2 separate regions of the Homo sapiens genome follow, and region 1 is linked to region 2. A link is an interaction called in ENCODE POLR2A ChIA-PET data of the cell type or tissue named here. Cell type or tissue: GM12878. All regions are shown on one strand. Each heading gives the region's core, and the rest is flanking DNA. Links, peaks and the distances in the headings are about the cores only.

Region 1 (16,694 bases), core at 6,859-9,358, 100 kb after region 2:
GTTCTTTTAAGAAATTGACAAACTGGTCTTATAATTCGTATGGAAATTCAAAGAACCTACAATAACCAGAACTTTGAAAAAGGAGAAAAAAGTTAAAGGATTTTCACCACCTGAATTCAAGACTTATTATAAAGCTACAGAAAGCAAGGTAGTGACATAAATATAGAAAAATAGATCAATGAACCAGAAGATATGATCAATTTAATGTAGATGAAAGAACAAAGGCAATAAAATAAATAATGTAGATGAAAGTACAGTACATTGCAATAAATGATGCTGGAGCAATTGGATATCTATATGGAAAAACACACAAAAAATAAAACATAACCTTGGTTCCATACTTTACACCATTTAAGAAAATTAACTCGAATCACAGACATAAATATAAAACCTAAAATTGTGAAACTTCTGGAAGTAAGCATAGGAGAAAATTGTGACCTTCAGTTAAGCAAAGATTTCTTTGCTACAACACCAAAGTCATGATTAATAGAAGAGAAATAAAAATGATAAATTGAACTTTATCAAAATAAACATTTCTGTTCTTTGAAAGACACTGTCAGAGAATGCATACAAGGTGTAGACTGAGAGAACATATTTGCAAAGCATATAAATAATATAGCTAATAAAGGATTTAATTCTAGAATATATAAACAACTTTCAAAACTCAATAATAAGAAAATGAACACCTAAATGAACAAATGAACAAAGGATTTAAATAAACTTTAAACCTATGAAGATACATAGACAGCAAATAAACACATGAGAAGATTCTTGGCATCATTAGTCATTACGGAAATGTATATTAAAACCACAATGAGATACCACTACATACTTACTAGAATGACAATTAAAAAGAGAGTCAAGGAGATGGTGAAATTTGTGTCATACGAGGTAACTCTATGTTTAATAATTTGAACGACTGCCAGAATACTCTATTTTGTTTTATTGCCTGATTGTCCTGGCTTGAAACTTCAGTACAGTGTTGAATGGAAGTGGAAAGAGTGAACATATTTTTCTTCTTCCTGATCTTGGGGGACAGCATTCAGTCCCTCACCATTATGTATAATGACATTTGTAGGTTTTTCATAGATGCAGTAGGTTGAGGAAGTTCCCTTCTTTTTCTAGTTGTTTGAGTGTTTTTATCATGAAGTGTTATGGACTGAATGTTTGTATCCGCCCCCCTCCAAAAAAAATTCATATGTTAAAATCTTAACTTCAAATTTTTCTTGGACAAGGTGACTGACTAGAAGTAGCTAGTGTGTGCCACTCTCACAGAAAGCAGATGAGACTGGCTAGTTAACACTAGCTCTTCAGCTGGAATGTTCAGGAGGACATCCTGAACATTGCTTTCTTGAGAGTCATCAAAGAAGCAATGTGAACCATGTAGAGCAGAGAAAAGCAAGACAGGACAGCCACCCACTCAGGGCTGGTGCAGAGCCAAGAGAGGCTTACCACCGTGGGAAATGAGTGAGTGAGAACCCCTAGAGACTGACACTTCTGCCACAGACTTTTGCAATCCTGGGCATAGGAAATTCTCCCTTGCTCCCTCCTCCCAGGGCCTCCAGACTGAATTGAGAGCTGCATGGAAGCTGGAAAGAGCTGCTGCTCAGGCCTCCATGGAGCCCAAGGTCCTTGAATCCCTAAGCACCCCAGCTCCAGCTTGCATGCCCCCAGGATAGTGACTACACCCATGGTGCTGAGGAGCAGATGAACTACAGGCCTTGTCTCTGGTACACCTTGTCAGGCATAGTCAACTGGCCTAGGACCCCAGTGCAGTCACCCTACCCCTTCCTGAGCACTTGGACCCATAGAAGATCTGCATTTCTCTGGGATGGAGGTCCCAGAGGCAACTGACAGGCCCACCATTGTTGCAGCTGCCACAGCCCCCACTCATACAGCCCTCAGTCTATGGAGGGAGGGAGGAAAGAGCCTAAGTTCTATCATAGGCCTCCAGCAAACCACAGCTGCCTTATGGAAAAGCAGCCAAACAGTTTTTCCCATGAGTCCCTGCCCCTCCTATTCTTTACTGGGGTGGACCTCCTAACCTGCGCCTCCAGTATAGCTACGTCAACCCTGCCTGAACATTTCAGTGGGTGGCAATACTGCATTTCTCTGAGGAGGAAATCCCAGAGGCAGAGAATCCCACAAGTTCTTCTCCATTGCCACTGCAGCAGTGTCAGCTTTGCTTGAGTGTTATTCAGCTCAATAGGCCCTCTGTCTTTTTGCAAGGGCAGAGGGCCAATGTGACAGCTTTCTGTATCCCAAGTTCTCACCCAGTATCCAAGAAAAATAGGGTCACACATGGGCCTGAAGGATGAATGCGGAGTTTTACCGAGTGGTGGAGGTGGCTTTCCGCAGGATGCATGGGGAGCTAGAAGAAGGGGATGGAATGGGAAGGTGATATACCCCTGGAGTTGGGTCCCCCAGTGGACTCCTCTCCAACCACTTCAGTGGAACTCCTCTTGGTGTTCAGATGATCCTCCTCTTCTCTCTTTCTCTGCTGTGTCATTCTGCCATTGTCTGCTGATCTGCTGGCTTGCTGGTCTGCTTCTGGAGCCTGGGGTTTGAGGTTTATATGGGTGCAGGACAGGGGTCATGGTGGGCCAAAAGGCAACTTTTTGGGTGCAAAAACAGGAATGTCTGTCTTCATTTAGGGTTGTGGGTCTTCAGGTTTGAGGGTGGGGCCTTTGCCAGGAAACTGCCATCTTCTACCCAGTATTTCCCTCTCTCCTGTCCTTATCAGAAGGACCCCTGGCATGGGCCTGCAGTGTAGCTACCTCACCCTGGCCTGAAGGTTCCCCTTTGCAATGTTTTGTGTCTCTCTGGGGTGGAATTCCCAGAGGTATCTGACAGCCCCTCTGCTACTGCCAATGTAGCAGTACCTGCCCTTGCTACCACCAGTCCAAGAAGGGAACAAAGAGCCTGAGTGCTTTACTCACACCTCCAGCATGCCATAGCCACCATACAGAGAAGCCAGACTGTCTTCCCCGCAAGCCCCCCACCCTCTTGCTCTTCACCAGGCAGGGCTCCTCAGTTTGGGCCCACAATGCAGCTGTCCCACCCTAGGCTGATGTTTCTGATTGGTAGCTGCTCTGTGTTTCTCTGGGGTGGAGTACCAAGGGACAAGTGAAAGGCCCTCTGCCATTGCCAGTGCCAAGGTCTCTGCCCATGCTGTCCCCAAGTTGGGGAGGGAACAAAAGCCTGAGCTAGCCCCACAGCTGCAGTACACAGACTGGGAGTGTCAAGCCGACGTCTACAGCCAGCATTGAGGGGGAAAGGAGCCCACACTCTCAGAGCACTGAGAGGGAGCATGGCTACAAATGCAAGAAAATACAGAGAAGACACTTGGCTAAGGGCCTACCTACCATCCATTATGCTTAAGCACCATCTACTGGATTTACTGGATTGAAGCTCAAACTTCAATGCCAAAATACTTTGTGAATATACCCCCCTGTGAAATAAAAGACAGAATTCAACCACAAATAAGGGCCTTTCAGAAAGCCTCAGCCCTCTGAAAACATCCAGAAATGAAGACAACTGGCCATACTCAAATTGTACCACATTTAAAGGAACATCAGCCCATACAGATGAGAAAGAACCAGTGAAAGAACCCTGGAAACTCTAAAAGCCAGAATGTCTTCTTACCTCCAAAACTGCACTAGCTCCCTAGAAACAGTTAATCAGAATGAAATGGCTAAAATGACAAGCATAAAATTGAGAATCTGGATGTCAACAAAGATCACTGAGATGCAGGAGAAACTTGAAACCCATTTCAAGGAATCTAGTAAAATGAGTCAAGAGATGAAAGATGAGATTGCCATTTTAAGAAGAACCAAACTGCACTGATAAAGCTGAAAAACTCACTACAAGAATTTCATAACATAATCAGAAGTATTTACAGCAGAATAGATCAAGTTGAGAAAATAATCTCAGAGCTTGAAGACCAGTTCTTTTTTTTTTTTTTTCTTTTGAGATGGAGCTTCACTCTTGTTGCCCAGGCTGGAGTGTAATGGTGCGATTTCAGCTCACTGCAACCTCCACCTCCTGGGTTCAAGTGATTTTCCTGCCTCAGCCTCCTGAGTAGCTGGGATTATAGGCATGCAACACCATGCCTGGCTAATTTTTGTATTTTCAGTAGAGACGGGGTTTCTCCATGTTGGTCAGGCTGGTCTTGAACTCCTGACCTCAAATGATCTGCCTGCCTCGGCCTCTCAAAATGCTGGGATTACAGGTGTGAGCCACTGCACCTGGCCAAAGACCAGTTCTTTGAATTAACTCAGTAACATAAATATAAAGAAAAAAAATAATGAACAAAATATCTGAGAAATATGGAATTATGTAAGGAGATGAAATCTACAACTCTTCAGCATCCATTAGAGAGTGGGAGAGAGAGCAAGCAACTTGGAAAACATATTTGAAGATATGATACATGGAAATTTTCCCCAACCTTGCCAGCAAGGTCAACATGCAAATTCTGGAAATTTAGAGAACCCCTGTGAGATACTATACAAGTAAAACATCTCCAAGACACATAGTCATCAGATTCTCCAAGGTAAATATAAAAGAAAAATGTTAAAGTCAGCTAAAGGGAAGGGGCCGGTCGCCTACAAACAGAACCCCATCAGGCTAACAGTAGACCTTTTCTCAGAAACCCTACAAGCCAGAAGAGATTGGGGGATTATATTCAATATTCTTAAACAAATTTCAACCAAGAATTTTATATCCAGCCAAACTAAGCTTTATAAGTGGAGGAGAAATAAATCCTTTTTCAGACAAGCAGGTACTATGGGAATTCATTATCACCAGATCTGCCTTAAAAGAGGTCCTTAAGGGAGTGCTAAACATAAAAATAAAAGACTGGTACCTGCCACTGCAAAAACACACTTAAGTCCACAGACCATTGACACTATAAAGCAACTACACAATCAAGTGCACATAACAACCAGCTAACAACACAATGACAGAATCAAATCTGTACCTATCAATATTAATCTTGAACATAAATGGGCTAAATGCCCCACTTAAAAGGCAGAGAGTGGGCTGGATGTGGTGGCTCACGCCTGTTATCCCAGCACTTTGGGAGACTGAGGAGGGTGGATTGCCTGAGGTCAGGAGTTTGAGACCAGCCTGAGCAATGTGGTGAAACCCCATCTCTACAAATACAAAAATTAGCCAGGCGAGGTGGTGTGCGCCTGTAGTCCCAGCTACTGGGGAGGCTGAGACAGGACAACTGCTTGAACCTGGGAGGCAGAGATTGCAGTGAGCCAAGATTGCACCACTGCACTCCATCTCAAAAAAAAAAAAAAAAAAAAAGGCACAGAGTGGCAAGTTGGATAAAGAAGGAACATCCAATTGTATACTGTCTTCAAGACATCCATGTCACACGCAAGGTTATTCATAGGCTCTAAGTACAGGGATGCAATAAGATCTATCAAACAAATGAAAGACAAAAAAGAGCACGAGTTGCTATTCTTATTTCAAACAAAACAGACTTTAAGCTAACAATGATAAAAAAGGACAAAGAAGGACATTACATAATGATAACAAAATCTTCTTGTTGAATTGAACACTTTGTCATTATGTAATATATCCTAAATATATATGCACCCAATACTGCAGCACCCAGATCCATAAAACCAGCTCTTAGACATTTACAAAGAGACTTAGATAACCACATAATAATAGTGGAAGACTTCAACACCCCACTGACTGTATTAGACAAATCATCATGGCCAAATACTAGCAAAGATACTCAGAACTCAAACTCTACACTTGACCAAATGGCCCTAACACTCATGTACAGAACGGTCCACCCAACAAAAACAGAATACACATTCTTCTCATCTGCACAAGGCGCATACTTTCAAATTGGACAGATGCTTGGCCATAAAGGAATTCTCAACAAATTGAAAAAAGGAAAGAAAGAAAATTATGCCAACCACAGTCTCAGACCATAGACCTAAAAAAATATAAATTAGTAAAAAGAATGGAAATTAAATAATCTGTTTCTCAGTGACTTTGGCGTAAACAATGAAATTAAGGCAGAAACCAAGAAATTCTTTGAAAGTAATAAAAACAAAGATAAAACATATCAGAATCTCTGCGACACAGTTAAAGCAATGCTAAGAGGGAAGTTTATAGTGCTAAATGCCCACATCAACAAGTTAGAAAGATTTCAGATTAACAACCTAACATCATACCTAGAGGAACTAGAAAAACAAGAGCAAACCAACACCAAAGGTAGCAGAAAAATGAAATAACCCAAATCGCAGCTGAACTGAACAAAATGGAGATGAGAAAAGCCATACAAAAGAACAACACAACCAAAAGTTGATTTTTGAAAAATAAATACGATTGATAGATCACTACCAAGACTAATAAATAATAAAAGAGAAAATCCAAATAAACACTACAAAAAATGACAAAGGGGCATTACCACTGACTCCACAGAAATACGAATAAAAACTTCAGAGACTATTATAAACACCTCTATGCACACAAACTAGAAAACCTAGCAGAAATATATCTAGCTGAGTCTGGGGGTTTTCATGTGCTCAGAATGGAGGGAGTGCATGCTGATTGGTCCATGAGTGGCCATGGGTGGGCTTGAAAAAGCACCATTCAATTGTCTGAAAGGCGCCAATGAAATTCTCACTCCATGTGGTAGACTCCACCTTAACTGGCAGCCTGGCCCCCGGGCCCCAGGCTTCAGGCCTGGCTTGAAGGTGAGGTTTCACTGGGGACCTGCCCCTTCCCCCAGGAACCTGTCTGCCTCTGCTGCCATCAACATGCCACCCATGGTGCCCAGGCTTTCCATGCTGAGGAGTGCCTGTAGACCCATGCCAAGCCCCCCTCAGCCCCCCTCTGCCCTCCTGTGTTTGTCAGTTCCCAAAGTCCGGAGGGGGCCAAGGCAGCAGAGGGCTAGCATGTCAATGCCACCCCAAGCATGTGCACACTCAGCCGGGTTTACCACAACTTTGCTCCACACTGGAGCAGACACCAGGAGCAGGGAGAGGCCAGGGAGCAGGAGCAGGCACTCCCTGGGCTCCTAAGAGTGCAGGGATGCCTGGGTCTAGAGCCATGGCTGGGTGGCTACAGCTGCACCCGGGAGCAGGGGCTCCTGCCATGCCAACTTGGTGGGGTTCCCACTTGGATCACCTGTTTACAGCACCCACTGGCTCCACAGAGCGCATAGCCCTTGCCATGCCTTCCCCGCTGCTGCTGGCGTCTTCAAAGCAGCCACTCTAGATAGGCTGCTGCCACCATCAGTTTTACTTATTTTCACTAGCTTGTATAATTTTCACAATAAAAATTATTTAAAAATTATTTTTAAAACCCCACAAGACAGGGGAAACAGTATAGCAGTGAGAAAACATAGGGGCAGAATGAAGCCTTGGCCAGAGGAGATAAGGTTATAAGGTAGGATGGAGCCAGGTTTTGTAAAGTGACAATTGAAGTTTGAATTGTTTTCTCTAAGTTGCTGGGTATCTGTGGAAAGTTTTTTTTTTTTTTTTTTTTTTTTTTTTTTTAAATAGGGCAATGGCATAAGAAGACCTGGCCTTCTTTTTCTGGATTGAAGACATTTTTATCTGGGGATTTTTAGTTGAACAGCATCCCAGGTGCTTTCTGGTGATTTTCCAGGTCTCTCTTGGCTTTGCCTTCGACTTTTGAATGACCTGTTTGCATGTCTGTTACCACCATGATACTGCAAGCTCTGTGAAGGCATGGATTATGTCATCTTCAACCCTGCCGCCTCTCCAACTTCCCACCCCCACCCCAGGGCCTGACCCCAAGGGAGCTGTCAATGGATGTTTGCTGCATGGAATGAATGGGGACTGACTTTTGCTATGGCAGTTTCTTAGGCGCCTCTGACATAAGACACCTCCCTTCCCTAGGCACATAAATTTAGGAAGAAGGCAGAGTCTTCATAGTTATGAATTACTTCCTAACTAGTAAAACTGCAGGAAAGCCCACAAAATTGCCTGTAAAGCAACAGCCTCATTAGTTGTAATTATAATAAAGAGCAATGACTCAGCAGACCACAACCCACACCCACAAGCACACAGGCCCTCTAGCAGGGCGCCTCAGGAGGCAGGCCTGGCTCTGGGACACACAGGGAAGATCCATGTCTGTCTTAGCGTATTCTTTTGCTAGACTTCAGCTTTAACCAACTCCATGTGACCCCCCAACCCATTCTATTTTATACAACAAAGTCAGGGGGGTACAGAAGATAGAGTAGGCAAGCCTTAATCTTCAAAGTGTGACTGTTTCAGAACTTCATGACAGCCAGTCTAAGAAAATGCTTATCTCTTGCTATCTCAATTCTCAAAGTGTGCATGTAATTTACTGTGGACAATACTCCTACTGGAGTCCATCCTACTTCTGGTCAACATGTTTGAAAGCTCCATTAAGTCACTGACATGAATCTGGATCTCTCCAAACACTCTCTGGGAGGAATTAAACACTGATGGACTCTAAGCCATGGACCTTTTCTTCCATTGTACCAGTTATGATATTTCACAGATTGTAGGGTCAAAAAATCTGTTTATCAGTTAATATGTAATGATCTTGCAGGCACTTGCACTGCTAAGCATAAGAAAACTGTGTGTGATGATGCTGATAATTATTGTTTTGAAGATATTGTAGGAGCACTACACCACAAAACTTGCCCTTTGATAAGTTAGCAAGGATCAGAAGGCTGAGGTAGCCACATGGTGGTAGCGTCCTCCCAAGTGCCTGGGTGCTCCTCTGGCAGGAGATTTAGAGCTTTTCTGGGAGCAGATTGGGGATCATGGCTTGAGCATCAGTAGTTTACACCTTTGTTGGAGGGATTAAAAAGAAGAAAATGGTAAGTTACTGTACTCCTATTACATGCCATTTGCAAGGCTAGGCCTTTTACATGCATTAGTCAGTTTAGGCCTTAAAATGATACTGCAAGGTAGATATTATTCTTTCTGCTTATTTACTGCCCTTAAAACAATAAATGATAATCCATCACATCAACAGACTAAAAATGAAAAATCACATAATCATATGAACAGGTACAGAAAAAGAATTTGACAAAATGTCACACCCATTTGTTATACAATCTATCATCAAACTAGAAATAGAACAGCTTTATTTATAATTGCCAAAACTTGGAAGCAACAAAGATGTTCTTCAGTCAGTGAATGGATAAACAAACTGATATATCAAGACAATGGAATATTATTCAGCACTAAAAAGAAATAAACTACTGTCAAGCCACGAAAAGACATGGAGGAAACCTAAATGCATATTCCTAAGTGAAAGAACCCAGAACCCAGTCTGAAAACTTTACTAACTATATGGTTCCAGCTATATGACATTTTTGAAAAGGTAAAACTATGAAGACATTAAAAAATCACTGATTTTTTAAATGGAATGAATAGGTAGTGGATTTTTAGGGCAGTGAAACTACTCTGTATAATATTATAATGGGGATGCATGTCATCATACATTTGTTGAAACTCAAAGAATGTACAACACCAAGTATGAACCGTCACATAAGCTATGGACTTTGGGTAAGAATGAAGCATCAATGTAGGTTCATCAGTTGCAAGAAATGTACCATTATGGTGGAGGATATCAATAATAGGGAAGGTTGTGCATGTGTGAGGTAATGGGATGTATAGAAACTCTATACTTTGCATAATTTTCCTGATACCCTAAAACTGCTTTAAAACTAAAGTCTATTTTTAAAAAGATTATAATAAAACAGTAAATGGGAAAGCAGGGTAGTAAGGAATTTGAGAAGCCTGCCCATGATTACACAGTAAGTGTTGTTTGGAAGTTGATCTACTGGTAAAGAGAATATAACAGTCTTAATTTGAAGGTGCTTAGCCTGCTAGTCCATGATCTGGAAGAGGAGATCTGTAAACTCCTCATGACTGCATGAAAAATTGTGTAAAGAAAGTCTCTTCTGGATAGACTTTCCCTAGCTATCTTGGAAACTCCAACAAGATTAAGAACCACATTGGACACATGATATTGGAAATAGCTCCATGATAAAAGCAGAGAGTCAACGTTGGAATTATGTACAATCTGTTTGAAAGTAATGGTCACATATTCCAATATACCTAGGTTAGGATTGGTCAGAAGTACCCCCTTTCTATTTGTGACAGAGTCAGCACACCCCATATCATGTGGGCTTCCTTAGGTTGATTTTCTGAGGTGAATTATATTCTATGAGTACATAAGAGAGTCTTATTAATGTTACTCTGAGAAGTCCAAGTTACATTTGATGTCTTTTTTCTTTCAGAAGCTCTTAGATGATAAATTTGATCTTTGAATTATCTTCATTGAATGGTAAACTTATTTAAGATCACCAGGATTTCAACTGTATTATGTTTCTGTGACAGAACAAGAAATACATAAGCATCTGATAATAAACACTGTTACACGCTGTTAGAGCAAAGCAAAAACAAACCCTAAAATTTCATCTCTCTCAGTGTATATCAGGGGTATTGATTCTGAGAGAGGAAGAGGGCTTGCCCATGGTCTCTCAGCAAGTTAGGGGTTAAGTAATGAGCGATCCTGTCTGTAGCCTCCCAGGCCAGTACTCTTTTCGGAGGGATGACTCCTCAAACTCTTCCACTTGTGATACTCACATGCTTACTGGACAGCTGTACTTGTGATATTCACATGCTTACTGGACAGCTGTACTTGTGATATTCACATGCTTACTGGACAGCTGTACTTGTGATATTCACATGCTTACTGGACAGCTCTACTTGTGATATTCACATGCTTACTGGACAGCTCTACTTGTGATATTCACATGCTTACTGGACAGCTCTACTTGTGATATTCACATGCTTACTGGACAGCTCTACTTGTGATATTCACATGCTTACTGGACAGCTCTACTTGTGATATTCACATGCTTACTGGACAGCTCTACTTGTGATATTCACATGCTTACTGGACAGCTCTACTTGTGATATTCACATGCTTACTGGACAGCTCTACTTGTTTACCTCTCTCAGGCAGCTCAAACACCACATATTTAAAACCAAACTCATTATTTTTCTTCTGCTTTTTTCAAAACACCTCTTTTACCCACCATCTCCACTCTCTATTGTCCCCACAACCCCTCAAGCCAATGACCGATTTCTCTGCCCTGCTTCTGTTCCAGTTATCTACCGTATAACAGGTACCTCAGAAAACATTTATTTTGCTCATCAATTTGCAATTTGAGTAGGGCTTGACAGGGATGCCCATCTCTGCTGTACTCAACCTCAGCAAATTGTCTGAAAGGCTGGAGGGTGGAATCATCTGAAAGCTAACTTACTCACATTGTGTGGTAACTGGTACCGTCATCTGTCAGCTAGCAGACTAAACTTCCCAGGCTTTAGCTTTAAAGCCTACAAATAGTCTTTCCCTGTGGCTACTTGTCTTCCTCACATCGTGGTGGCTAGGTTCCAAAGACAAGCATCTCAAGGGAGGAATGGGGTGGGTAGGTGAAAGTCATGTTGCCTTTCATGCACTAGTGTCACATTGTTATTTCTACTACATTGTTGAGGCAGTTACAAAAGCCTGCCTGGGTTCAAAGGGAGGGAAAAACACTCCACCTTTTGATAGGGGAATAGCAATGTGCAAAAGCTTATAGATCAGAATTATTGCTAAGCCATCTTGAGATCATTAATTATAGCACCGATCTCTGGGCGCTACTTTCTGTTTTAGGATTTGAAAGTCACTTATGTACTTTTTCAGGACTCTGAAAAAAGGTATATGGTGTTAATATTACAGAACAGCTATGCTAAACAGTTTTTTTTCATTTTCTTCCATAAGATCTAACAATATGCCCATTAGAATAGTAAGAAACAGGACCTTGACTACTGTTTCTATATAAGCAGAGTTGCAGTCTCCAAGGACCTACATCTAAATCTATTGTGAATGCCCATGGATTTTATACTGCTATGGCAGGTACTGTACATTCAAAAGTATGTTCACAAACATTTTGAATATGTTTATGACTTCCCACTTTAAAACAGACTCTTCATTTGGAGAATTTACACACACACACATACACACACACGCACACACACTTACACTCATATATTCTGATTGGTTTGTTAAAAAAACATGCTACTTCAATAGATTATATAAAATATTCTATAAGATGTGTTCTTCCTAAGCAAAGCATTAACTGACTGCAAAATGAGAATAGAAATGGAAACTTTATTATTAAGATAGTTAATTAAAGAGTATGGTGGCTAATTAATAACTTGTTAGCAACATATTGATACCAAAAACGTCACTAGAATCTCACGTCATGTAAAAATAGACCTTCACAAAGACAGTGGTGGTAAATTGGCTCTACTGTGTATAGTTCCAGCAATACATGGAACCAGAGCTAATAGATGCCACAGCTAATATAAAGGGATGACCTCTGGTATGTATCTGCTGACTATCAACCATGCCTGAAATATTATATAGCCATGAGCCCAGTACATCTTCAGAGAAATAAGGAAAAACATGATCATGCTAAGGGAAGAGCTCCCAGGATGGAGAGAGGTCTCAGAATCATGTCGTATGAGAAACAGTTGAAAGACATGGGGATGATGTGGTAGACTAAATTATTGCTCCCAATTTTTCACTGCCCTGTAATATTTTTAATGCATCCACATCTGTGCCATAACCTTGTGGCAGGTAGAGTGTATTTTCCTGCCCCCTTGATTTTGGCCTTGCCAAATATAATGTTAATAGATTTGATGCTAACAGAGCTTGAAATGTGCTTGTGAAGTTAAGTTATTCTCCTGCACTCCTGCATTTCACCATGAGAATATGCTCATTTAGCCACGGCCCAAGGAAAATGAGAGACCTGTAGAACAGACCTGGATCCAGCCCACAACTTAGAGCAAAGCCCAGTTGAGCCCACCTTTCATCAGCTGATCTCTAGCTAATCCACGAATATGTGAATGCAAATGAAATAGCTATTATTGCATTGTGCTGAGTTTTAGGAGGGGAGCTTGTTATGCAGCATTATTGTGGTAATATCTTACTAATATAGATGGTGATTGGTCATTTTGGTGTTACATAGTACCAGTACCATAGGATAATTAACTAGCAGATGGAGTAAAATAGGAGGAAGGTTTATATGCCCATTTAAGGTCTTTTGTAGTCCTGATGTTCTCCAATTTGATGAATGGATGCAAAAAGTTTTTGAAGTAAGCAAATCCCTTTTGATCCGTTTTCACAATTCTAGTTCAGTCAGAAATACACTCCATTGAGATCAATGAGTTAAAGTAGGTATCAGTCTTACTCTAGCTCCTTAAAATCTTTCATATTTCTCACAAATTTTAAAATAACTATGTGATGTTGCTGCTCTATGTCAACTTTATTATCTCCATAAGTTTGGAGAAGGCTCCCCCAAACACTGGCCCGGTGAAGTTGTGATCCAGTGAAGAGCAAGAGAAAGAAGTCAAGGAAAATGATCTGCTCAGCTTTCCAGGCCCCAGATGAAAGCTATCCATAAGCCATGTCTTCCTTAGCTTTAACACATGCCAGAGACATTCTTCCTTTCACTGATTATATTCTACTCAAGTAAATTTTCCATCCTACAAAGTCTGCAAAGGGTAAATGATGGGTTAACAGTCATTTTGATCTCTATTTTTCATGAGAACTTTGGTCTTAGAATGTTAGCGTGTTAGTAGTGTTGCCAGAAATTTTAAAAATTCAAGGATCACTGGAATCTAGGTTGAATATATATCTAAATTATCTCTCCAAATCTTTCTGAAGTTAGAGAAAAGCAACCACTGGATAGCAAAGGTGACTTAGTAATCCACTACACCACTGACTGGCACTGATTTTTCAGATATATTAAAATCCCTGTTAATAAGATTATTTTGTTAAATAGTACTGATTTTCTGCCTTTCTTGCTCCCAAACTCCTAATATATGCCCCACCAGAAAATAACAGGAACGACCACTCTTCTGCCTTAATCTTTTTTTCTGGCTACAATACCAGGTTGAAACAGATTTGTTGATCTGAGCAAATGAGTATACAAACCACACCAGGGCCAATTCAAGTAAGGAAATAGTATTTCTCAAAGTGCAGGCTTCAGAACACCAACATAGATCTCTGATGGGATATCACGTGATTCCAAAAACATTCCCTAGTTTCAGTGGAAAAAGCAATGAAATTAATTTATTCACATACGTTCCCTAGATTTGAAATGTAAGATTAATTATGATTGTCACAGAAATGTCTTAATGTTCTTAATAATCATTATAGTCTTAAAATCGCACATCCACTATAAGGACTTAGTTGATTAACTTCTCTTGCCTAATATTAATTATAAGATAGCTCTTCATTTTCATATTTTTATGTCATTTGTATATTATTGCTTATTGGTGTTGTGCAGTATTTTTTGTTGTTCCTTGTGCTTGATTTTAAGCTCAATTCAAAAATAGATTAGTGACTTAAAAGTGTTTAATGAAGTATATAAAAAACTTATGAAAATGGTAACCAAAACATTGTAACTCAGAATAAAGTGGTAAATTTAAATGGTGAGCAGGACTCAAGTACAAATATAGACCATGTATCTGTATGTTCTAGGACAAGTGAATGTGTGATTGGGATGATTTCATGTAAGCAGGCAAAAAAAAAAAGAAAAGGAAGAAAGGAAAGTGGAAAAGAAGGAAGGAAGGGAGAAAGAGAGAAAAGGAAAAGTGTGATGAGAAAACATGCTTATGACTGTTCAAAATATTAAAAATTGTTAAATGGTTGCATAAAGGCATCACAGCTTTCATGTCCTTTTCTAACAAAACACATGACATTAAATATTTGTTATGCAAGTGGACAATTAAGTTTTCCAGTAATTAATTAAACACAAAGAACAGGTTCAAACTACAAGAGCACTATTTAAGGATTTGCTGCTTGTAGAAATATCAAGAAGTGACAGAGGTTACTGGAGGTCACCCGGATCTGTGCTCCACTTTTTTTGCAGAAAGAAAAACTCTGACATTTTAGTTGGGCACGTGGACACTCAGAACAAATGTGTAATTGCTTAGCTTCTTTGCAGCTATGTGTGTCCAAGTGACTGAATTCTAGCCAGTGAATATGAAGGCAAGTGATTCATGAGACTTGAGTATGTCATTAAAGGAAAGAGACATTGTGCCTTCTCCCTTTTTCTCCCATCTGCTGCCTGCATTGTGGATGTGGTAGTGAGCTATCTTGAACCACATGGGTGAGGGCAGCACTTAAAAGAGGAGAAGCAATAAGCTAGAAGAAGCCTAGATCTCTGGATGACTTCCTGGAGCGGAGCCTACGTGTCATTCCTGAATCTTCTAACTCCAGACTGTTATAAAAGATAGAAGCCTCTGGTAATTTTGGCCTCTTTCATACAGCCAAACACATACTCAGACTTCATCACAGGTGTGAAGCCACTTGATCACCAAGAAGTTTGTGATAGCATTGCAAATTTAGTGATAAATATACTGCTCAGAGAGAAAGAAGAAAAAGGTGTTAGATGACACTGTTGGATGTTACAAAACATCAATAACAAACAAAAGAAAGAGCAATTACTATCATTTGTGCATGAAAGCAGATATTTCACAAAACAAAACCACTCATGTATAGAGTATAAATCAGCTCTTGGCATATGTGTGGGACATATATGATTGTTGAATTCAATCACTTTTATTATTGTTATATTTATCACTGACAACTGACAGTACAGAAGGGGAGGGGGCTTTCTTAATTTACTTAATAATTATTTCATGAGTGATTGTTTAAACTGGAGAAAACAGTGCATCTGGATTAGTACTGATGGAGAATCTGCAATGTGTACATCAAGGAAGGGTGTTGCCAAATTAAACATTAGAGGTTATGCCTGAATGCCCAAGCGTACATAGGTTTGTTTATAGAAAATAACTAGTGGTCAACAACTGGTCTCCTGATCTTGTCTCGGTTCCGAAAGGAATAATGACAGTTACTAATACGATCAAAATATGTGCTCGATTACATTTCTTTTCAGGTTGCCATGAATCAAACAATGAATCTAAGACTCTGCTTTTCTACCATGAAGTATGCTGACTGTCAAGGGGCAAGATGCTGCATGTGATTTTGAAAAGAAGGATAAGATTTCCTCACTGCATTGAAACAATGCCAGTAAAGAGCATTCTGATTTTGGAGACTCGCTCAAATGGGGCATTTCAGTGAAGGATCTGAATTGACCCCTTCAGGGTTAAGCTGGCATGATGTTTTATGTGGAGGATTAGATATAGAAGTTTATTAAAAACAAACTGGGTCAAGTGGCTTGATCTTCAAGAGTTGTACTCTTTCCCATCACTAGCTAATTATCTTCACCGGAAGAAGAAGTCAACTGATGACATATTATTGCATGTGGTGGGCTGATACACACCTTAGTTCTGGATGCTATAACCAGTGACCACACATTGAGTAGTTTAAACAACAAACATCTATTTCTCATAGTTCTGGAGGCTTAAAGTCTAAGATTGGTGTGCCATTATGGTCAGGTTCTGATGAGGCCACCCTTCTGGGTTGCAGACTATCATCTTCTTGCTGCGTCCTCATATGACAGAAAGAGGGTGTGTGAGCTCTCTAAAGTTTCTTTTATAAGAACATTAATCTTATTCATGAGGGTTCCAACCTCATGATCTAATCACTTTCCAAATGCCTCAACTGATAATAACACTGCATTAGGAGGG
Region 2 (16,694 bases), core at 6,510-9,009:
CTTTAGGTCCCCACAATGTGTCCTGTTCTTATTTATCTCTAAGCCTTTGGCCTTGTACTTCCCTTTGTCTGTGTAGAGTACCGTAGTACTCCCTGCTGTGTTCCTGATCAAGGAACACAGATTGTCTTGACCTCTATGCTACCTGGCCAGCTACATGTTTTTCCCTGCAGGCTTGAACACAAGCCAGGTTCTTGAATATTCCCAAACACTGATAAACTTATTTAGGCTACAGTCCAAAAAACTAAAAAATCAAACATATTGCTACAAACAAAAAATAGCCCCTCCCCCTGAGCTAGATACTTAAAGCCTCACATAAACTCCATAGCCCAACCCCCTTGTTGCAGACTACCTAGGTGGAAATTCTCCTTCTGCTCACTGTCCATTTTGAGGACTGCTCAAATTTACATACAGAACTCTGTATGTAAATTCTCTTAATAAATGCTTTGGATGGATCTCTGTGGCATTTAGTCCTTCTTTCTTTGGAATCCCAACTGGCCCTGTTTGGGGCAATCCCTTGCAGAAACACCCCTGCTACTGCTTTTGGGGCCACTCTAACCACAGGTTAAGCCTGATGGAATAACCTGCAACACCCTTCCGCCTTTGTCAGGCTTAGTGCTCTTCACTTCTATGATATCATCTTAGATGTCACTTCATTCAGGAAACCTTGCACCATCCCTGGAGACTAGGGGTTTTCTCTATGTGTTAGCATAGCACCTGTGCCTATCTTTATCACCATACTGGTCATAATTTATTTTAATTGGGTTAGTTATCTGTCTCCTTGCTATCTTGTGATCTCCTTGAGGGCCAGGGCCACATCTCTTTCCATCCTGAATTCATGATCATTTACAACAAAAGAAACAAGATATGGTCTCTTCCTGAGAGATCACAGGGTCGCCTGTCACTGTGGTTATAGCAAATATTTGTTACATAAATGGAGAAATGACAAATGGGGAGCAAGTTCAAGGCTTGGCAATTGGATGCTCCACTCCTGCTAGTGGCCATTGCCCTTGTTCTTCTTTTCCTTTTCTGAGCATGATAAAGCTGGTCTACAGGTGGGCCCTGAATTGCAGAAGTTAGGAGATCTGGTTGCCTTGCTGTTAGTGAAAGGTGCAGGAATTCTTTTGAAAGTGTATCCTTTTAGGCTTATATTCCCACTAAAAAGCCCTGACAAGCAGCCCAAGCTCTAAAGTATTTGACAGTGAAGAAGATGGGCAAGGCATTTTTAGATGTCAGAGTGGCTGAAATTCAGATTGTTGCAGAACAGAACCCATCCGTTTTTATTTTATACAAATGTGCTGAACTCCATTCCTTTCTCCAAGCTGCCCTGTCACGGAGGGATTCATGATGTGCACTGGCCATTTATTTGTCCCTGGCCTCACTGTTCGCAGAGGGAGGCATGTCCATTGGATTGATGGCATGATTTCTGCAAAAGGACACTATTTTGAAGTAATAGCAAAAGGCCTGTGTATTCTGTGGCTCAGTTAATCCAGAGAGATGCAGCTTTGGTCTAAGAAGGAAGGAACCGTTGGTGATTGCCAAGCAGACACTGAGTAACTCTGCAGCTTCCTACTAGGCTGGAGGGCTGGGATTGAAACAAGACTGGAAGGTGGCTCTTTTTGTCAGACTGTGTCCACTTTGATGCCACAGATATTAGCTGAGTCCATACTCTGTGCCAGCATAGCCAGAGGTGATGTCTCTGGTGCACTCCCTGTTCTCAAGGAGGCTGCTAGTCTTTACAATATTCCTTTTCACCTTATCTCTCTCTCTCTCCAAAAGGAAGGCCTGTATCCTCTTCTCTGTGCCTCTAGGGAGCAGGAAACGAAAAGACTCTCCTGAGCAATCTACAACAGGGGTTAATCATAGTAGGCAACCTAGGGTACTTGGAACCCAGAGATATTGATGAGAAGGTGGCACTGCCAGCTGCCTGGAAACTTGGTAGTGGGATAGCAGCACACCCTTTCTATGGCTGCTGGAGATCAAATGCTCCCTCTATGCTAGGCAAGCCCACAGCCAGGAGTCTTGGCTCCAGGTGGGGTTCATCTGTGGACTCTGCATGAGCTTCCTGGCAGAATCTTACAGCTGCTTTTGCCCGGATAATAAGGGACCTTAATTTGTGCCCATGTCTGTGACTGGGTGGGGGTCCTAGCAATTATGTATTTTGGCAGAAACTCTTTTTCTTAAAGAGGGGTTCCTCAAATTCTATGAGATTTAGACACAGCAAGACCTGGATCTACTCCTATAAGAATGGTTTGATTATTTCTTCTGTGTCTCTTTTTACTATATTGTATCTTATTTATTTTTACCAATGCTCTATATTTTTAATCTTTTATCCTCTTAAAAGAGATTAATTTCAAGGTCAGACTGTATAAAGGAAGGAAGCTAAGTTTCCTGTTAGTTCATTCACAAATATTTGCTGAGCACCTTCTCTGTGTCAGACACTGGCACAGAGGTGAAAAGAGGGTCAGTTTACCTACTCTCAAGGAGCTTGAAGTCTTATGAGGGAAACAATCAGTAGTCATATTAATACATGTAAAATTATAATAACAAGTGCTCCAAAGGGAAGGTTAAGAGACCCTCAACAGCCTATAAAGAAGGGGTTTGTCCTGGCCTGAAAGTCAGGAAGGGTTTTCTGAGAAAGTACTTTCTTCTTTAAATCTTCTAGGGCTTTCAAGATCTTTCTATGTGAAGTCAGAGATGTTATACTTGGCCTTAAAGAAAATTCCATACAAACAGAGATCAATTTTATAAAAAGTACACTTATCCCTGGAAAGCCAGGGTAATAGCCACATGGAAAGAACACAGAGCAACTTAGTGCAGCTGCACCTTACTTATGCATTCCCTATTGTACATTTCATCTGATAATAACTTGAACAAAACTTATGGAAGTGCTTATTCCCTGTGGGAATGTGGGCCCATCTGTGGTGCTCACTTCCAGCCTCAACTGGTAGCAATTTCCCTATATCTTCTTTATTCTGATTTAGCAAGCTTTCAGCTTGACCCCACCATAGGAGGCCACCTGATGTAGAAAAACTTTTTTTTTTAACTTAGACAGACCTGGATTTAGATTATGGTTCATGATATGGTTTGGATGTGTCCTCACCCAAATCTCATCTTGAGTTGTAGCTCCCATAATTCCCACATGTTATGGGAGGAAACCAGTGGGAGATAACTGAATCATGGGGGTGGTTTCCCCCATACTGTTCTCATGGTAGTGAATAAGTCTCATGAGAGCTGATGGTTTTATAAGGGGTTTCCCCTTTCACTTGGCTCTCATTCTCTCTTGCCTATTGCCATGTAAGACAAGCTTTTTGCCTTCCACCATGATTGTGAGGCCCCCCAAACCATGTGGAAATGTAAGTCCATTAAACTCTTTTTTTCTTTATAAATTACCTGAGTCTCGGGTACGTCTTTATCAGCAGTGTGAAAATGAATAATATAGTAAATTGGTACTGATAGAGTGGAGCACTGCTGTAAAGATACCCAAAAATGTGGAAACAGCTTTGGAACTGAGTAAACAGGCAGAGGTTGGAACAGTTTGGAGGGCTCAGAAGAAGACAGGAAAATTTGGGAAAGTTTGGAACTTCCTAGAGACTTGTTGAATGGCTTTGACCAAAATGCTAATAATTATGTGGACAATGAAATCCAGGCTGAAGTGATTTCAGATGGAGATGAGGAACTTGTTGGGAACTGGAGTAAAGGCCACTCTTGCTATGTTTTAGCAAAGAGACTGGTGGCATTTTGCCTCTCCCCTAGGGATTTGTGGAACTTTAAACTTGAGAGAGATGATTTAGGGTATTTGGTGGAAGAAATTTCTAAGCAGCAAAGCATTCAAAACGTGACTTGGGGGCTGTTAAAAGCATTCAGTTTTAAAAGGGAGACAGAATAAAAGTTCAGAAAATTTGCAGCCTGACATGGAATAGATAAGAAAAACTCATGAAAATCAAGCTGGCTGCAGAAATTTGCATAAGTAACCAAGAGACAAATGTTAATGGCTAAGACAATGGGGAAAATGGCTCCAAGGCACGTCAAAGACCTTTGAGGCAGCCCCTCTCATCATGGACCCCAAGGCCTAGGAGGAAAAAAATAGTTTCTTGGGGTGGGCTCAGAGCTCTCCACTGTGTGCAGCTTAGGGACTTGGTGCCCTCCATCCCAGCTGCTCTAGTTATGGCTAAAAGGCACCAAGGTACAGCTCGGTGCATGGCTTCAGAGGGTGCAAGCCCCAAGCCTTGGCAGCTTCCACATGGTGTTGAGCCTGCAGGTTCACAGAAGTCAAGAATTGAGGTTTGGGAACTTCTGCCTAGATTTCAGAGTATGTATGGAAACGCCTCGATTTCCAGGCAGAAGCTTGCTCCAGGGGCAGGGCGCTCATGGAGAACCTCAGCTAGGGCATTGAGGAAGGGAAATGTGGGGTTGAAGCCCCCACACAGAGTCCCCACTGGGACATTGCCTAGTGGAGCTGTGAGAAGAGGGCCACTGTCCTCTAGACCCCAGAATGGTAGATCCACCAACAGCTTGCATGTGTGCCTGGAAAAGCCACAGACACCCAACTCCAGCCCGTGAAAGCAGCCAGGAAGGAGGCTGTACCCTGCAATGCCACAGGGCTGGAGCTGCCCAAGACCATGGGAACCCACCTCTTGCATCAGTGTGACCTGGATTTGAGACACGGAGTCAAAGGAGATCATTTTGAAGCTTTAAGATTTGACTGCCCCACTGGATTTTGTACTTGTATGGGGCCTTTAGACCCCTGGTTTTGGCCAATTTCTCTCATTTGGAATGGGTGTATTTACCTAATCGTATCTAGGAAGTAACTAACTTGGTTTGGATTTTACGTGCTCATAGGCGGGAGGGACTTGCCTTGTCTCAGATAAGACTTTGGACTGTGGACTTTTGAGTTAATGGTGAAATGAGTTAAGACTTTGGGGGACTGTTGGGAAGGCATGATTGGTTTTGAAATGTGTAGACATGAGATTTGGGAGGGGCCAGGTGTGGAATGATATGGTTTGGCCCTGTCTCCACCCAAATTTCATCTTGCAGTTTAGCTCCCATAATTCCCACATGTTGTGGGAAGGACCTGGTGGGAGATAATTGAATGATGGGGACTGTTTCCCCCATACTGTTCTTGTGGTAGTGAGTGAGTTCTCATGAGATCTAATGGTTTTATAAGGGGTTTACCCTTTGGCTTGGCTTTCATTCTCTCTTGACTACTGCCATGTAAGATGTGCCTTTCACCTTCTGCCATGGTTGTGAGGCCTCCCCAGCCATGTGGAACTGTGAGTTTATTAAACCTCTTTTTCTTTATAAATTGCCCAGTCTCGGGTATGTCTTTGTTGGCAGTGTGAAAACAGATTAATACAGTTCTGCTACTTCCAAGTGTAATCTCATGTCTCTGAGCCTCAGTTTTCTTATGCATTTTTAAGTGTACAATTCAATGATTTCTCTTGTTTACTGAGTTTTACAACTATCAATATAATTCAATTTTAGAGCATTTTATCATAAATTTCTATCTATTAAAACAGAATGATACCCACATTAAAGTGCTATTACAAGGATGAAATGAGGTCATTATAAAGACAGATATTTCTGTGTCTGTAACACAGAAAATGCTCAAAAATGGTATAAAAGGTGAACTCAGTGAAATGCTGGAATAAGGAACTCCAAAAATCTGCCCCCCAAAAAAGTCAATTTAAAAAACTGGCAAAAATTATCAGAGTCAACTTTTTTGTAACTCTGAAAGTTAACCAAGTCTTGCAGCAACCCATGGGGGCACTTATTCAAAAAATGCACTGCTGAATCTCAATAAGAACAGCAAGCTTTATGGTATTTTCATTTACCCTAGTACTATTCCTCACTAACCAGCTCAGAGTTATCCTTAAATATAACAGCCCATATCACTGGTTCTGGAGGGAGTAGAGATTTCATTTGCAAAGAATTGTCATTATTTTATCTAGTGGTTCCCTGGAAGATCCAACCAGAAGCCCTCTCTTTATTTCATCTGACTCAGAACTCCCCCACTGCTCATGTTGCTACCCTGGGGGCATTTGTCAAAAATACTTATAGGCAAAAGTTTTAGTCTTTGCTGCTTGAGGCAATGCATAATAATCAGGGCAAACAATAGATTAACCAAAAAGCCTTGGAAGAAAGGCTGGGGAATGCATGTCCACAAGTGCTTTGTAAAGTTTCAACAAGTGAAATTATCCTGTTTTAGAAATAGAAAAATGAGTGAAGGAAAAAGAGCAAGGCCATCTGAGACCTGTGAGACACCATCAAGTGTACTAACATAGGTATAATGGAAGTTCCAGAATGAGAGAGACAAAGTGGCAAAAGAAGTATGGGAGAAAATAATGGCTGAAAAATTACCAAATTTTATACAAAACTATTAATCTGTAATCCGATAAGTTCAATGAACTATAAGAAGGATAAACTCAAAGAGATCCACACCTAGACATATCATAACCAAACTGTTCAAAGGCAAAGATAGAATCTTGAAAGCAGCAAGAGAAATAACTCATCACCACTTACAAGGGATACTCAATAAAATTAGCAGCTAATTTCTCACTGGAGATCACATCAGCCAGAAGATGGTAACATGGCATAGTCAAGGTGCTGAAATTAAAAAAAAATGCTTGCACCCAGGAATTCTACATCTGGGAAAACTATCCTTCAAAAATGAAGGAGAAATTAAGACATCTCAACATAGAAAAAAAAAGATTCTGGGAAGAGTTCATTGCTAACAGATCTGCCCTGTAAGAAATGCTAAGGGGAATCATTAAAGCTTACATAAAAGGAGACTAGAGAGCAGTAAGTCAAATACAAGTGGGAAAAAAGAACACCAGTAGAGGTAACTACATAGGTAAATATAAAAGACAGTATAAATGAATTTTTAATTTGTAAATCCTCTTTTTCTAGTTATTTGAAAAGACAACTGCACACAGCAATAATTGTAAATTTATGTTTATGAGAACTCAGTGTATAAAGAGTAACTTGTCACAATAACAGCAGGAAGTAGGAGTTTGAAACTGCAGGTACAAAGCTTTTGCATACTATTGAAGTTAAATGAGTATTAATCTGAATAAGATTATTCTAAATTAAGGTGTTATTTTTAACCCCCAGGGCAAACACCAAGAAAATAACTGAAAAATATATAGTAAACAATGTGTCAAGGGAATTAAAATGGTACACTAAAGAATATCTATTTACCACAAATTTCCTCTAGTAATAGAGGAAACTAAGAACAAATGGTATGGCATATATAAAAGATGTAGCAAAATGGCACAATTGTGTTCTTCTCTATCTGTAGTTATGTTACATGTAAATGAATTAAGCTCTACAATTAAGAGATTGACATAATGGATAAAAATGTGATCCAACTGTATCATGTCTACAGAAGACTCATGTTAAATTCAAAAATACAAACTCGATGAAAAATAAAAGGATGAAAGGAGATATACCATGAAAATGATAAAAAGAGAGAGTTGGAATGGCTATAATAATATCAGAGACAACAGACTTTAACAAAAATAAATTATTAGTAAAGATAAAGGAACATTTTATAATGATAAAGGGTAAATCCATCAGGAAGATGTTGGCAATGTATGTTCACAATTAGATAGCCTAGTGAAATTGACAATAAAAATAAGACCTAAAGAAATAGAAAGACAGCCTGTGTTAATGGATTGGAATGCTTAATATGCATTAGATGACAATACTCCCCATATCAATTTACTAGTTTGATGCAATTCCTATCAAGCTGCCATCTTTTGCAGAAATGGACAAGCTCATTCCAAAATTTTTATAGAAATGTAAGGGAACTTTAATCCCAAAACAATCTTGAGAAAGAAAAACAAATTTGAAGGACTCACACATTCTGATTTCAAAACTTACTACAAATTTCCAGAAACCAAGACAATGTGATACTGTGTTTTGAGAGCCTCCAGCTAAATTAGGGTTCCAGTACCAGAGCAACTAGTAACCCTGCCCTAATGGAAAATGAAGAGAAGCTGGGCTTTAGAGTTTATATTGTGCCTTTCATAAGATAATTTTTTTTTACCTAGTGAATGACTTAATGCCTACTTGTTCAACATGCAACCAAGGGGTCCCTCACATGAGAAACTTGTTTATACTGGCAGATGCCCTTGCGGCTCTTGTCTGACTCGTGTCCAGTTTATGCCTGCATGACCATCACTCTGGAGCTGGGAGACTGACCTTTTGTTCTCTCTGGCATTCTGGGGAAAATTTGACCTGGGGCAGCCCCTGATTCATCAGATGGAAGGCACAAATTCAATATACCACCACAAAAGGAAGTAAGTTCAAAGATTTTTTTTTTTTTTCTTACAGCTTCTGGACAGGGAGAGTACAACGAGTCAGGAGGGCAATGCTTCATTCCCACATCACAGGAGACAGGATGAACAGTCAGGCAGAGAGAGAGAGAGCATGGCAGCTAGAAGCATATAAATGTGACTGTTGAACAACATGGATTTGAACTTCAAGGTTCCACTTATACACAGATTTTCTTCCATTTATGCCACCCCTGAGACAGCAAGATCAACCCCCTCTTCCTCCTCCTCAGCCTACTCAACAGGAAGTTGGCTAGGATGAAGACCTTTATGTTAATCCACTTCCACTTAAAGACTAGTAAATGTTTTTCTCCTTCTTATAAATTTTCTTAATAATGCTTTCTTTTCTCTAGCTTACTTTCAAAGAATAAAGTATATGATACATATAATATACAAAATATGTGTTAATTTACTGTTAATATTTGTTATCTGTAAGGCTTCTGGTCAACAGTAGACTATTAGCTTTAAGTTTTGGGGGATTCTGACTTCAACAAATGGCTCTAGGACAACTAAATATCTCAGGCAAACGAATGTGTACCTTTACTTCATACCATATGCAAATATTAACTCAAAATTCATCAAACATCTAAATGTAAGAGCTAAATCTACAGAATTTTTAGAAGAAAATATAAGGATAAGTGTTTGTGACCTTGCACTAGGCAATGATTTCTTAGCTATGACACCAAAAGCACAAGCATCCAAATAAAAAATAGATAAATTGGGCTTCATCAAAAGCAAAACTTTTACAATTCAAAGTATAGTATCAAGAAAGTGAAGGGCAAAGCTCAGAGGAGATCTAGCAAGATGGGCAAATAGAAGCCTCCAGTGACTGTCCCTTCACATAGGAACAGCAAGTTGAATGGCTATCTACACACAAAAAGCACCTTCATAAGGACTAAAAGTCAAGTGAGTGATCACAATACCTGGTTTTAGCTGCATGTCACTGAAAGAGGCACTGAAGAAGATAGGAAAGATAGTCTTGAATTGCCAACACCACTCCTCCCGCATCCCCTGGCAGGGTCCACATGGTGCAGAGAATCTGTGTGCCTGGGGGAGGGCAAGTGTAGCACCTGTGGGACATTGCATTGGAACTCAGTGCTGCTCTGTCACAGTGGAAAACAATAAAGACAGAACTCATCCAGCAACCGTGGAGAGAGCTTTTTGACCAGCCCTACCCAGAGGCAAATCGTCCATCCCAGTGGTTGGAACCTGGATTCCAGCAAGCTCCTCCAACATAGGCTAAAGTTCTCTGGAGTCTTAAATAAACTTGAAAGGCAGTCTAGGCCACAAGGACTGCAATTTCTGGGCAAGTCTTGGTGCTATGCTGGGCTTGGAGCCAGTGGACTTGGGGTGAACATGACTTCATGGGACACCAGCTAGCGAGGCCAAGGGAGTACTTGTGTCACTCCTCCCCTAACCCCAGGCAGTTCAGTTCACAGCTCTAGGAGAGACTACTTCCCTCTGCTTGAGGAGAGGAGAGGTGAGAATAAAGAGGGCTTTGACTTGCAACTTGGATACCGGCTCAGCCAGAATAGAATATGATGCCAGGGAGAGTACTGAGGCTGCCATTCCAGGGTCTAGCTCTGGGATTACATTTCTAAACAAATTCTGGGCCAGAAGGGAACCTGTTGCCTTGAAAGGAAGGGCCCAGTCCTAGCACAATCCATCATCTGCTAACTAAAGGGCCCCTGGGCCCTGAATAATCAACAGTGGTACCAGGCAGTATTCACCATGGACCTTGGATGAGACTCAGAGCTGTGCTGGATTCAGGTGTGACCCAGTACATTCCCAGCTGTGGTGGGGGAGATATGCCTTCTGCCTGAGAAAAAGAGGAGGGAAGAGTAAAAGAGACTGTGTCTTGCAGCTTGGGTACCAGCTGGGCCACAGTGAAATAGAGTACCAAGTGGGTTCCTGGGGTCACCAATTCCAGGACTTGGCTCCTGGATGGTATTTCTGGACCTTCCCTGGGCCAGAGGGGAGCCCACTGTCCTGAAGGGGGACAGTGAGGTCTGGCAGCATTCACTGCAAGCTAATTGAAGTGCTCTTGGGCCTTAAGTGAACATCAGTGGTAATCAGGCAGTACTTGCGTTGGGCCTGAGGCAGTGGTGGCCCAGGAACAGACTCCTCTGCTTGAAGAAAAGGGAGGGGAGAGTGCAAAAGACTTTGTCTTCTGGCGTGGGCACCAGCTCAGCTGCAGTAGAATACCGGGTCAGGTAGATTCCGAAGGCCCCCAACTCTAAGCTCTGGCTCCAGGACAGCATATCTGGACCCATCTGGGGCTGGGGGAACTCGCTTCCCTGAAGGGAAGGACACAAGCCTGGCTGGATTTGCCACCTTCTGATTGTAGAGTCCTTGGGCCTTGAGTGAACATAGTCAGTAGACAGGCAGTGGTCACTCGGGCTTTGGGTGAGATCCTGGGCTATTCTGGCTTCAGGTCTGACCCAGCATACTACCAGAGGTGGTAGCCATGGGGATGATTGTGTCATCCCTCTTCCAGCTCCAGGAAGCTCCAGGAAGCAGAAACAGACTACATTTGTTTGGGGAAAAGTAAGGGAAGAGAACAAGTGTCTCTTCATGGTAATCCAAGAAATGATCCCAGATCTTATCCAAGACCACCAAGGCAGTACCTCCATAAGTCTGCAAGAGCCACAGGACTACTGGGCTTGAGGTGTTCCCTGAAGCAGACATGGCTGCAATTAACATAGATTTAGATCACCACACCCAAGTCACTAGAAATACCTGGAAAGCTTTCTCAAAAAATACTGGTACAAGTAAGTCCAGACTGAGAAAGATACAATAAATACCTAACTCTTCAATGCCCAGACACTGACAAACATCTACAAGCATCAAGACCATCCAGAAAAGCATGACCTCACCAAAAGAACTAAATAAGGCACCAGTGATCAGTCCCAGAGAGACAGAGATATGTGACCTTTCGGACATGTAATTCAAAATAGCTATTTGAGGAAGCTCAACGAAACCCAAGATAACAAAGAGAAGGAATTCAGAATCCTATAATAAATTTAACAAATAGATTAAATAATTAAAAAGAATTGAGCAGAAATTCTGGAGCTGAGAAATGCAATTGACATCCAGAATCTCTTAACAGCAGAATTGAACAAGAAGAAAGAATTAGGGAACTTGGAGACAGGCTATTTGAAAATATAAAGTCAGAGAAAACAAAAGAAAAAATAATATAAACCTATGAAATATGCCTACAAGATCTGGAAAATAGCCTCAAAAGGGCAAATCTAAGAGTTATTGGTCTTAAAGAGGAAGTGGAGAGAGAAAGATTAGGGTATGAAGTTTATTCAAAGGAATAATAACAGCTTTGCAAACCTATGGTAGCTATCAATATTCAGGTAGAAGAAGGTTATAGAACATCAAGCAGATTTAACCAAAAGAACACTACCTCAGAGACATTAAATAATCGAACTCCCAAAGATCAAGAATAATAATACAAAAGCCTTTCCTCTTAGATCTGGAACATGACAAGGAAGCCCATTTTCACCACTGTTGTTCAACATACTACTGGAAGTTCTAGTTAAAGCAATCAGGCAAGAGAAAGAAATAAAGCACATACGAATTGAAAAGGAAGAAGTCAAATTACCCTTTTTTGCAGATGTTATGATCTTTATTTGGAAAACCTAAAGACTCCACCAAAAAACTATTAGGATTGATAAACATTTTCAGTAATGTTGCAGCATACAAAATAAACTTACAAAATTGGTAGCATATCTATATGCCAACAGCAAACAATCTGAAAAAGAAATCAGGAAAGTAATGGTATTTATAATAGCTACATATAAAATAAAATACCTAGGAATAAACTTAACCACAAGATGCAAAAACATCTCTACAATGGGCCGGGTGTGGTGGCTCACACCTGTAATTCCAGTACTTTGGGAGGCCGCGGCGGGCAGATCACAAGGTCAGGAGATTGAGAACATCTTGGCCAACATAGTGAAACCCCGTCTCTACTAATAATACAAAAATTAGCCAGGCGTGGTGGCGGGCGCCTGTAGTCCCAGCTACTCTGGAGGCTGAGGCAGGAGAATCGCTTCAACCCAGGAGGTGGAGGTTGCAGTGAGCCGAGATTGCACCACTGCACTCCAGCCTGGGTGACAAGAGCGAAATTCCATCTAAAAAAAAAAAAATCTCTACAGAGAAAACTATAAAACGTGGATGCAAGAAATTGAAGAGGACGCCAAAAAATGGAATGATATTTCATTTTCATAGATTGGAAGAATTAATATTGTCAAAATGTTCATACTATCCAGAATAGTGTACAGATTCAATGCAATCTCTATCAGAATACCAATGACATTCATCCCAGAAATAGACAAATAATTCTAAAATTTATATCAAACCACAAAATCCCTGAATAGCCAAAGTCGTACTGAGCAAAAATAACAAAATTAAAGGCATCACATTACCTGAATTCAAATAATATTACAGAGGTATAGTAATCAAAACAGCATGGTACTGTCATAAAAACAGACACACAGACCAACGGAACATAACAGAGAACCCAGAAATAAATCTGTACATCCATAGTGACTTCTTTTTGACAAAGGCTCCAAGAACACACATTGCAGAAAGGACAGTCTCTTCATTAAATGATGCTGAGAAAACTGGATAGCCATATGCAAAAGAATGAGATTATACTCCTATCTCTTACCATATTCCACAATGAAATCAAGATGGACTACATGCTTAAATCTGAAACTTTAAACTATGAAACTACTACAAGAAAACATCGAGAACACTCTCCAGGACATGTGGAATGATCAAAGACTTCTTGAGTAATACCCCAAAAGCACAGGGAACCAAAGCAAAAATGGACAAACAGGATAATATCAAGCTAAAAACCTTCTGCACAGCAAAATAAATAATTAACGAAGTGAAAAGACAACATACAGAATGGGAGAAAATATTTACAAGCTACCCACCTGACAAGTCATTAATAACTGGAATATATTAACTCGATCAGAAAAAAAACTAATAATCTGGTTTAAAAATGAACAAAAGATCTAAATAGACATTACTCAAAAGAAGACATACAAATATTCTATGCCTGTTTCCTATGAAAAGAGGCATAGGAAAATGTACTCAACATCATTGATAATCAGAGAAATGTAAATCAATACTACATTGAGCTATCATCTTGCCCCAGTTGGAATAGCTTTATCCAAAATACACGCAATAATGAATGCTGGCAAGAATGTGGAGGAAAGGGAGCCCTCGTACACTGTTGGTGGGAAGGTAAATTAATACAACTACTATGGAGAACAGTTTGGAGGTTCCTCAAAAAACTAAAAAACTACCATATGATCTGGCAATTCCACTGCTAGGTATATACCCAAAGAAAGGAAATCAGTATATTGAAGAGCTATCTGCACTCCCATGTTTATTGCTGCACTATTCACAATAGCCAAGATTTAGAAGCAACCTAAGTGTCCATCAACAGGCAAATGGACGAAGAAAATGTGGTACATATACACAATGGAGTACTATTCAGCCATGGAAAAGAATGAGATCTTGTAATTTGCAGCAACATGGACACAGCTGAAGGTGATTATGTTAAATGAAATAAGCCAGGCACAGAAATACAAACTTTGCCTGTTCTCACTTATTTATCATTGCTAAAAATGTTAAGACAATTTAACTCATGGAGATAGAGAGTACGATGATGGTTACCAGAGGATGGGAAGGGTAGTATCGGGGGGATGGGGAAAGGGGATGATTAATAGGTACAAAATTATTGTTAGATAGAATGAATAAGATCTATTACTTAAGAGCACAACATGGTGACTACAGCCAACAGTAATTTATTGTACCTTTTAAAATAACTAAAATTGGATTGTTTGTAACACAAAGAAAGGGTAAATTCTTGATGTGATACTTATACCATTTACCCTGATGTAATTATTACACATTGTATTCCTGTATTAATATATCTCATGTACCCCATTAATATATACCTACCACGTACCACCAAAAATTAAAAATAAAAGGTGAATCACCGATCTTTAAAAATAAAAGGCAACTCTCCAATCTTAAAAAAATAAGAAAGTGAAAAGACAACCCACAAAATGGGGGAAATAAGGAGTTATAAATATTAAATAAATTAATAGTCATATTCAATAATACGTTAGCTATTATTATAAATTTATTACCAGGCTTATTCATGTTGTCCCAAATGACAGGATTTTCTTCTTTTAAAAGGGATAATAGTATTCTATTTTATATTTATGCAGTGTATTGCATTTTCTGTATTCATTCATTCATTCATTCATTCATTCATTGATGGATACTTAGGTTGACTCCATATCTTGACTATTGTGAATAATGCTACAATGAACGTGAGAATACAAGCTATCTCTTCAACATACTGATTTAATTTCCTTTGGGTATATACTCAGAAGAAGGATTGATGGATCATGGTAGTTCTAGTTTTGGTTTTCTGATGAAGCTCTGTACTATACTACATAATGTCTTTACATTCCCACCAACAGTGTCCCAGGATTCCCTTTTCTCCACATCCTCACCAACAATTCTCATCTTTTGTCTTTTGATAGTAGTCATTTTAACAGGTATGTGGTGATATCTCCTTGTTGTTAAATTAGTATTTCCCTCATGATTAATAATGTTGAGCATTTTTTCATATGTCTGCTGGCCATTTGTATGTATTCTTTTGAGAAATGTCTATTTGGGTTCTTTGCCCATTTTTTTAATCTGGCTACTTACTTTCTTACTATTGAGTTGTTTGAGTTCCTTATATATTTTGGATATTAACTCTGTATCAGATGCATGGTTTGCAAATATTTTCTCCCATTCTGTAGGTTGTCTCTTCAGTCTGTTGATTATTTCCTTTGCTGTGCAGAAGCTTTTTATTTTAACTTGATGTAAACTCATTTGCCAGTTTTCGCTTTGGTTGTCTGTGCTTTTCTGTCCTTAGCCATAATATCGTTGCCCAGAACAATGTCATGAAGCTTTTCCCTATGTTTTCTTCTAGTAGTTTTACAGTTTCATATCTTGTGTTTAAGTCTTTAATACATTTTGAGTTTAATTTTGTATATGGGATAGGATGAGAGTCTAATTTTATTCTTCAGCATGTGAATATCCAGTTTTTCCAGCACTATTTATTGAAGAGGCTGTCCTTTCTCTATTGTGTGTTCTTGGCATCCTCATTGAAAATCAATTGACCGTAAATGGGTTGATTTATTTCTGGGTTCTCTAGTCTGTTCCCTTGGTCTATGTTTCTATTCTTATACCAGTAGCACGCTGTTTTGGTTGTTATAGCTTGGTAGTAGATTTTGAAATCAGGCAGTCCGATGGCTTTGTTCTTTCTTCTCAAGATTGCTTTGGTTATTTGGGATCTTTTGGGCTACCATATGAGTTTTAGGACGTTTTTTATTTCTGTGAAAAATGTAACTAGAATTTTGATAGAGATTGCATTGAATCTGTAGATTATTTTTGACAGTATGGACATTTGAACAATATTAATTATTCCCACTTGTGAACATGGAATATATCTTTATATTTTATTATAGATATTTTATTATCTATAATATTATATATTATCTATATTATTATAGATATTTTACATGCTTCTAAGGTACGTTTGTCTTAGTAAATTAAGGTCATTTAAAGAGACTGGGACAAAATATCAGCTGACTTTTCAGCCCTGGTGTGGTACAGGACTTGTTCTGTAAGGCTCCCTAAGGACACCATTTTGAGAATACAGCTTGGAGGAAGACTTTCATCCCCTTGCCACTCTTATCAGTAGGCATAGTGAACTTATGTCACAGCTCAGAGCTACCCAAACATCTGTAGTGAAGGAAGTAAAACTATCCCTAAGAAGATGTACAACTTGGGGGACTGCAAATTTTTCTTCCTCCCTCAAGAATTCTACCAATAGAGATTCCTTTGGAAGGACAAACTACTCCCAGGTGAAAATTCATTTTTTACCAAATCGTTCTGGCATATGAATATTAAAAATGAAATTTGAGTTGCAGCAAGGTCCACAATGACTGTATGGGAGTGTCTGTAACTGTGGTTCATCCAGAGAAGCACTTCTCAACTATAGCAGCACATTGGAAACACCTGGAAAGTTTTTACTATATCAGTGCCCAGTCTCACTTCCAGAGATTCAAAGTTAACTGTTCTGGTGTAAATTCTGGCCATTGATGTGTTTAAAAAGCTCCTCAAGTAATTCTAATGTGCAGCTCACACTGAGAACTACCAAACTAAAGATACCTGCAAAGCAACAGCAGGTGACCTACACAAAGTTGACAAACAACCTGAGAATTTCTGTAGTTTCTATTTATTTAAATTCACTAATTTTATCATTTGGCA

What was found. Peaks named below come from ENCODE experiments on the same cell type or tissue, not always from the same donor. Only the 100,000 strongest peaks of a DNase experiment are listed, where the experiment ranks them.
Region 1: POLR2A ChIA-PET joins it to region 2 with 10 read pairs; 2 of 35 experiments call an interaction of 5 or more read pairs at or near these places.

The regions. Positions count from the first base shown.
Region 1 is chrX:149,137,277-149,153,970 of GRCh38, reverse strand. No RefSeq gene overlaps it. Among named protein-coding and RNA genes, the nearest start is that of IDS, 360 kb to the left of the region's middle. RefSeq lists enhancers at 6,497-6,996, 6,997-7,498. In GM12878, for the core only: no CTCF peak of the experiment used is centred there; a DNase peak (open chromatin) is centred at 7,908.
Region 2 is chrX:149,239,974-149,256,667 of GRCh38, reverse strand. No RefSeq gene overlaps it. Among named protein-coding and RNA genes, the nearest start is that of IDS, 260 kb to the left of the region's middle. In GM12878, for the core only: no CTCF peak of the experiment used is centred there; no DNase peak of the experiment used is centred there.